Regions from separate parts of the Homo sapiens genome. Here region 2 is linked to region 1. Evidence: chromatin loops called from intact Hi-C (ENCODE). Cell type or tissue: K562. All regions are shown on one strand.

The links. Peaks named below come from ENCODE experiments on the same cell type or tissue, not always from the same donor. Only the 100,000 strongest peaks of a DNase experiment are listed, where the experiment ranks them.
Region 2: a loop joins it to region 1, with 2.0 times the contacts of the local background. A loop is called at or near these places in 1 of 110 quality-filtered maps.

The regions. Positions count from the first base shown.
Region 1 is chr20:35,900,337-35,904,336 of GRCh38, forward strand. All of the region lies in intron 10 of PHF20 (PHD finger protein 20), which reads left to right. Among named protein-coding and RNA genes, the nearest start is that of SCAND1, 52 kb to the right of the region's middle. In K562, no CTCF peak of the experiment used is centred here; DNase peaks (open chromatin) are centred at 1,855, 2,475 and 3,755.
Region 2 is chr20:35,775,674-35,779,673 of GRCh38, forward strand. All of the region lies in intron 1 of PHF20 (PHD finger protein 20), which reads left to right. Among named protein-coding and RNA genes, the nearest start is that of PHF20, 5.7 kb to the left of the region's middle. In K562, a CTCF peak has its summit at 1,633; a DNase peak (open chromatin) is centred at 1,288.

The sequences.
Region 1 (4,000 bases):
GCTTAGAGGTTTTCTATTAAAATGTGTAGGTCTTAAATGGTATATGGAACTCCTAGGACATCTGGCAGTGTTCCCAGTAGAGTATACAATCAGGTTTCAGGACAGGGGCAGAGCCATGCAGACTAAGGTGAACTCTGACCCTCCGAGGGGTCAACCTTCATTTATGCTGTCAAGACTTTGTATGTGCTGTATTATCCATTAAAAATATAATGTGAGGCCAGGCACAGTGTCTCATGCCTATAATTCCAGTGCTTTGGGAGGCCAAGGCAGGAGGATCACCTGAGGTCAGGAGTTCGAGACCAGCCTTACTTAACATGGTGAAACCCCGTCTCTACTAAATATACAAAAAAATTAGCCGGGCTTGGTGGTGCATGCCTGTAATCCGAGCTACTCTGGAGGTTGAGGCAGGAGAATTGTTTGAACCCAGGAGGCAGAGGTTGCAGTGAACCGAGATCATGCCACTGCACTCCAGCCTGGGCGACTGAGTGAGACTCCATCTCAAAACAACAACCAAATAAGCTAGCATAAACTCATGCAGATTGTATGGTTCTGCTTATATAAAGTTCAAAAATGAGTAAGAAAAATAATCTATGGTATTTGAGGTCAGGACAGTAGTTACCTTTGGGAGGAGGTGGGTAGGACTGGAAACTGGGCAGGAGGGAGTCTTCTAGGGCTCCGAAATGTTCTGTTTCCTGATCTGCATGGTGGTTATACAGGTGTGTTCATTTATGAAAAAGTATTGGTTTATGTGTTTATTTGTGTGTACTTTTCTGTGTATGTTTTATGCCTCAATAAAAAGCATGCTTAGGCGGACATAGTGGCTCACACCTGAAATCCCAGCACTTTGGGAGGTGGATCGCCTGAGGTCAGGAGTTCGAGACCAGCCTGGCCAATATGATGAAACCCCGTCTCTATTAAAAATACAAAAATTAGCCAGGCGTGGTGGCAGGTGCCTGTAATCCCAGCCACTCAGGAGGCTGAGGCAGGAGAATCGCTTGAACCTAGGAAACAGAGGTTGCAGTGAGCCAAGATCGTGACACTGCACTCCAGCTTGGATGACAGAGCAAAACTCTGTCTAAAAAAAAAAAAAAAAAAAGTGTGCTTAAAACATATACTTGGAAATGGTAAAAATGCAGTAAGAATGTAAGAAACTGCAGAGAGATACCAAGATAAAGGATTGGGCTTTTTACTTGAAATAATGAATGTAATTGAGAGGATTTTAATGTTTGTTTGTTTCCTTTTATCTGACTTACCTCCAAATTAATCTCCTTTTCAGTCCCATGGCACTAATCTAGGTTTCTTCTCTTGCCCTGGTTGTTGTGGTCATTTCTTAATCAGTTTTCCTCCCATCATTCTTTACTCACTGTGGTTATCCATCATTTTGCCATCGGATCGATCTTTAAGAGTACAGACCTGATTATATCACTCTCTTGCTAAATAATATGTAAGGACAGAATGATGCTTCTGCAAAGCATAAGTTTTGGAGCTGGGCACATGGGTTGTGAATCCCATCTGTTGCCTCAGTCACTGTTGGACTCTCTTCAGGTCTCCAGACCTCACTGTCTCTGAGTGTAAACCTGAGTTCTTGTGATTAGTTTGTGAGCTAATCTTTTTAATAAGCCTGTGTAAACCTGAGTTCTTGTGATTAGTTTGTGAGCTAATCTTTTTAATAAGCCTGTTTCAAGGCCTGGTGTGGGGAAGTGGATTTCCTTCTTCCCCTTGCTTTCTAGAATTTCATCCTTCTCATCCAGCCATATGTGGCTGAGTTGGGTACATTTGTGTGAGCTCTCTAGCTGGATTCTGAGTGCTGTTGGGGAGGAATTATGTTGAGTCATCTTGAGTCACTACAGTATCCCATGGGCTCTGCAGCACTGTAGAAACAACCAGCACTGAAGGACTGGAGATTATGTTGAGTAAATGGAGGTCATTGAGGTGTCAGGAGCCAGTAGAAATAGCAGGTGCTGGATATCGTAATGGATTGACATCTGGGCAGGATGAGGGTACAACACTGGAAGTAGAGTGCAGCCTACCCCAGACAGCACAAAGCCACCAGAGTTAGGTTGTTCCAAAGGCTAAGGCTTGACAGGCAGGAGGCCATTGAGGGACCCATGGAAGTCCTGCTTGCCTGACCATCGTGGTGTGTGCTCTCTGTGCTAGGACATAGTGCCTCTGCCTCTCCCTGTTCATGGTAATTGTCTGAGGAGGGACTTTGCTCAGTATAATGCACCTGAGCGTGGGGCAGGTATTCCTGGCCAGATGCTGATCTACCACCTGGCTTTGGGATTCTTGGTTAACTGTACTTGCATGACTTGGTTTATGTTGAGTAATATGTGTCAGCTCACCTGAGTTTGAATACAGGCTCTACCGCTTGCTTGCTCCAGGACCTTGGGCAGAGAACTTGCGAAACTTCAATTTTCCCATCTGTGAAATAGAGATAATAGTACTACCTACCTCATAACTTTGTTACACTAAATGACCCAAGGGGAAATGCTTTGTAAAATGTCTGGCCTATAATAAACTCTGAATACACAGTCTCTTTATCTCAGTGAAAGCATTTACCCAGGCAGTCAGAGATCTGAGTTCTGAACTCAGCCAACCACTGATGAGCTACAAAACCAATAGACAAGACATTGCCATTTTGGTATAATTAAGAAGCCTGAGTGACTGATTTTCTTTTCTTTTTTCTTTTTTTTTTTTTTTGAGTGATTTTCGTTTCCTTTCCTTTCCTTTCCTATCCTTTCTTTTTTTTTTTTTTTTTTGAGTAATTGATTTTCTACTTTCATGTCTCCCTCTTGGGTCTCATGCATTATACTGACCTGGGATTTTATTCTCTCTGTTAATACTGAAGGATCCTTTTCAATGGGATTTGGAAATTTCTTGGTGAATTGGAGATTTTTGTTTACCAGTTTTTAAAAATAAGGCCTGCTGTATACTCACTAGACTAGTAGGGTTGGACAATTATAAAATGCTTTAAGGGAAACAAGAGTCTTTTAAATCCCTATGCTTTAACTTGTTGCCAAAAGGTTTTTTAAGTCCTTATGTTTTAATTTGTTTAAAGTGGTCCTTTGTAAAATTGATCAATTTAGCAGCAGAATGTGCCACACAGACCACTCACCCACTGTTTGATCATTTCTGTACCCTCTCAGTGAGGGCACAGTCTGATCATTTCTGTACCCTCTCAGTGAGGGCAGGATTTGTGCAGCCAGGAAGGAATGTACCCCCATCCACATGTCAAGTGGACACAGCCTCCTAGACAACATGGCGATTACCCAAATGTATCTCCCATGCCTCATTGCTGATACGTTTAGCAGTTACCAGACCGAAGGAACTAGACCATCCATCTTGCTGTGATCCAGATGGAAAATTGAAAGCCTGGCCACCAGCCCTGACTGTGCCACTAACCAGCAAGAGCCTCGGTATTATCATATGTGGATGGGGCTCAGTAGACATGTTCAGTGTTTATCACGTAGCTGGCTATCAATGAGAGTGAACATAGTAGTGTATGCTGAAGATTCTGTAGTGTGGCTGCCTTATTCTGCTGCAGCTCTCCAGAAGGCACCCCTGTTCCAGGCATCACCCCTTACCTTTCTCCCATCAAAGCCTTGCCCCAGTTTGTCAGGGTTTTACTGGATACTTGACTAATCTGATAACCAAAAATTTGAAAGAATAGAACCAACTTAATAGTATTGTGGTTTCACCTCAGGCTTCTGAGAATGCTCTTATCAGGGTGGAATTTCAGACAGTGTGGGGAGTTCAGTTGGGGAGACGTTTCACTGGGAGACGTTTCACAGTGGGACTCTGATACCAGGCAGCCTGTGTTTTAGTTTACAGGCAGTGTGAACTTGACATTCTGCTTAAGTGAAAAACAGAATATTATAGGATTTGTGCTGCGTGATAATAGTAACTGTAAAAAAGTACCCCCTTTATGCTGAATGCTCTGATTTTTTTTTTTTTTTTTTTTTTTTTGAGACAGAATCTCACTCTGTTGCCCAGCCTGGAG
Region 2 (4,000 bases), 120 kb before region 1:
AACCCGGGAGGCGGAGGTTGCAGTGAGCCAAAATTGCACCACTGCACTCCAGCCTGGGCCACAGAGTGAGACTCTGTCTCCAAAAAAAAAAAAAAAAAAAAGGCCAAAACTTCTCCAGGAGTTTGGTTTCTGTGTGTATATATATATATTTTGGGTGGGGACAGGGTCTCATTCTGTCACCCAAGCTGGAGTGCAGTGGTGTGATCACGGCTTACTGCAGCCTCAACCTTCTGGGCTCAAGCGATCCTCCCCTCAGCCTCTTGAGTTTCAGGGACCACTGGCACGTGCCACCACACCTGGCTAATTTTAAATTTTTTGTAGAGATGAGATCTTGCCATTTTGCCCAGGTTGGTCTTGAACTTCTGGGCTCAAGCAGTCCTCCACCTTAGCTTCCCAAAGTGTTGGGATTATAGGTGTGAGCTGCCATGCCTGGCTATTGCCAAATTTAAATGGTTACATATTTCTTACTTGAATGTGAACATAATTATTGATATAGAATCATTCTAATAAATACTGCATAGCCAGCTTGTCTGTCTGGTTCCTCATCCTACCATGAGTAGGGAGTCTGTGATACCCCAAATCAGTGGGTCACAGGTGTTGGAATTTCCAAAGAGTCCTTCTTGGTTTTCTGGGTTCTGGAAATGGGCCAGGAAAAGCCAGGATAAAGCTATGTTCCCCGACCTCGAATGGAAGCTTCTGGCTTTCTCTAAATGGGTGCTCCAGAAAGACAAATGCTGGGGAGAAGATGATATTCTTTGATGGTGATCATGCTTTATGATGATCTTTCTCCTTTTGTACCCACATGTCTAATCTATTCTAAGTCTCAAGTGGGTTTTTCCTTTTTTCAAAAAATTTTTTTGGAGACAAAGACTACCTCTGAAAGTGTTTTTCCTTTCTAAGTGTGTTGGATCATCTGTACCTATTTCCCTGGCTGTCACCTGTCTGGCCCTCTTCCACGTGATCCTGTTGCCAGCCCTAATCAGGACAAACCTGAATGACTAGACTATTTTGTGTCCCTGTCCTCCTCCAACCCCTATTCCTCACATGAGTGTCAGATCCTATTCAGTAACGGATTTGATCTGGATTTGGCTCTAGTCCTAGCTCTTCCATTTACTGTGAGACCTCAGGCAAGTCACTTAATGCTATGGGCCTGCTTCTCCCCATTTGTAAAATGAGGGGCTGATGATCTGCAATGTCCACCCTGGCTGAATCTTGGTCGCTACCTTGCTTAGAAACCCCATTGCCTGTGGTAGCTTGTTGCAGCAGATCTGATTTCTTTCATGTGCTCCCTTGGGCAGCCTGCCAGTTATTCCCTTGTCCAAGTCACTTCTGCCATTATCTTTTTTTCTAGCTGAGGCAGCCAGCTTGTTCTCAACCCAACTTCAGCGTTCTTCTTGCTTCCATGTCTTCTTCCAGTTCCATGCTGTATTTCATTCAGAACTACCTGAAATCCTCAAAGAAGTCTTCCTGAGTTCTCCATTCAATGTTTGTGACTTCTCTGCCTTACCAAGAAGGAGTCTGTACCTTATATACCCCGTATTTACTTGTCAGTTCTCTTATCTAATGTATACTTAAAAAGGGACTTCATTTCCTCCATACCACAGCTTTGTTTTTTGGTTTGAATTAGCAGGGCAGGTGGCATGAAATTTAAAGAGGAAGCAAGCAGGTTGTTTGCCTTTGGCTGGGATTTGGGGAAAGTATGAGATGTAATGTTTTTAGTCCCCTTCCCCAAGATCTCCTGTATCTGTGGGAATCAGTTGCCTGGTATGTCTTCCTGGATTGTAAAGGTGCTTAAACTTCCTTTCTGAAGTTTGAAAGTGTATCCTAAGTGCAAATACCATTTGACAATTACTCGTGGTTGGGTGGGTGCAGTGGCTTACGCCTGTAATCCCAACACTTTGGGAGGCCAGAGTGGGAGGATTGCTTGAAGCCAGGAGTTCAAGACCAGCCTGGGCAACAAAGTGAGATTCCTGTCTCTACTCCCCCACCAAAAACAAAAAAGTAGTCAGGCATGGTGGTGCGTGCTTGTAGTCCCAGCTCCTTGGGAGGCTGACGAGGGAGTTCAGAGTCTGCAGTGAGCTAGGATTGTACCACTGCACTACAGCTGGGTGACAGCACGAGACCCCATTGCTTCCAAGTGCTCTTCTAGGAACACACAGCCACAAAACCCAGAACAAGGAATTGTTAAGGATAATGATAAGAAATCTGTATTTCAAATAACTTAACAAATGAATAAAACCAACAGTTCTTTGAGAGCACCTGATTATTGTCAAAGACAGTTGCTGAGGGGGCTTGGAAGTCAGGACTTAAAGGTATATTTAACCTCTGGAGTTTTCTTCTTTCATCATCTTCCTAAGAAATAATAGGGAGGATGTTTACATTTTTCTTGATAAAGTCTTTTTATTAATTTTATTTATTTATTTATTTTGAGAAAGGGTCTTGCTCTGTTGCCTAGGCTGGAGTGTAGTGGCGCAGTCTTGGCTTACTGCAACCTGTGCATCCTGAATTCAAGCGATTCTTGTGCCTCAGCCTCCTGAGTAGCTGGGATTATAGGTGCGCACCACCATGCCCAACTAATTTTTTGTAGTTTTAGTAGAGACAAGGTTTCACTATGTTGGTTAAGCTGGGACATTTTTCTTGATAAACATTCTTTAAACCAAAATGTATGCTTAGTCAAGATCCTTGATTGGATTATGAGCCTAGAGAAAAGGAGGGTGATGTCTTTGTCTAATCCATCTTTGCCAGTGACTGCCCCTTACAGGCTATTGACTATAGGGTAACCTAATGAAAATTGAGACAGGCACTGTGGCTCACGCCTGTAATCCCAGCACTTTGGGAGGCCAAGTCGGATGGATCACCTGAAGTCAGGAGTTCAAGACCAGCCTGGCTAACACACAGTGAAACTCCGTCTCTACTAAAAATACAAAAAATTAGTCAGGCGTGGTGGCAGGTGCCTGTCATCCCAGCTACTAGGGAGGCTGAGGCAGGAGAATGGCTTGAACCCGAGAGGCAGAGGTTGCAGTGAGCCGAGATTACACCACTGCGCTTCAGCCTGGGCAACAAGAGTGAAACTGTGTCTCAAAAAAAAAAAAAAAAAATTGAACCCTTAATTTGTAATAATGCTTTGACAACTTTGCTAGATCTTGGGCTAGGTCCTACCTGGACCTTCCTCTCTTTTGCCAAATAATGGAACTAATGAGCTGGCAGAAATCCTGTACAATTTTAGAAGCCTAATATGAGTGACTAAATGTAAATAGGACAGTTTTAGGAAAGAGTGGTGGAGCCTGAATCAGTGAACTTTGGGGAAGGAGCAAGAGGAGGGGCTTGGGATTTAAACAAAGGGTTTTTTTTTGTTTTGTTTTGTTTTTTGTTTTTTTTTTGAGGTGGAGTCTCACTTCGTTGCCCAGGCTAGAGTACAATGGTGCAATCTCGGCTCACTGCAACCTCTGCCTCCCGGATTCAAGTGATTCTCCTGCTTCAGCCTCCCAAGTAGCTGGTACTACAGGTGTGTGCCACCTCACCCTGCTAATCTTTTATATTTTTGGTAGAGACTGGCTTTCATCATATTGGCCAGGCTGGTCTCGAACTCCTGACCTCATGATCCGCCTGCCAGGGCCTCCCAAAGTGCTAGGTTTACAGGTGTGAGCCACTGCGCCTGGCCTAAACCAAGGTTTTTATTCAGTGATAGTTTATTCCATGTCAGGAACATAATTCTCAGATTTTAAAGGCTGACTTCCAGGTATCTTAGAAGGATATTTGGGGGTCTCTGTCCTAGTAGAGACCTGATTTTCAAGAGGTCTCTTTCTCATATGGAAAAAGTCCATAGCTGGTGGATTGACATTCCTTTCTTTCTTTTTTTTTTTTTGTTGAGGCGGAGTCTCACTCTGTCGCCCAGAAGTGCAGTGGTGCAACCTCGGCACACTGCAACCTCTGTCTCCTGGGTTCAAGCAATTCTCCTGCCTCAGCCTCCTGAGTAGCTGGGATTACAGGTGCCCGCCAC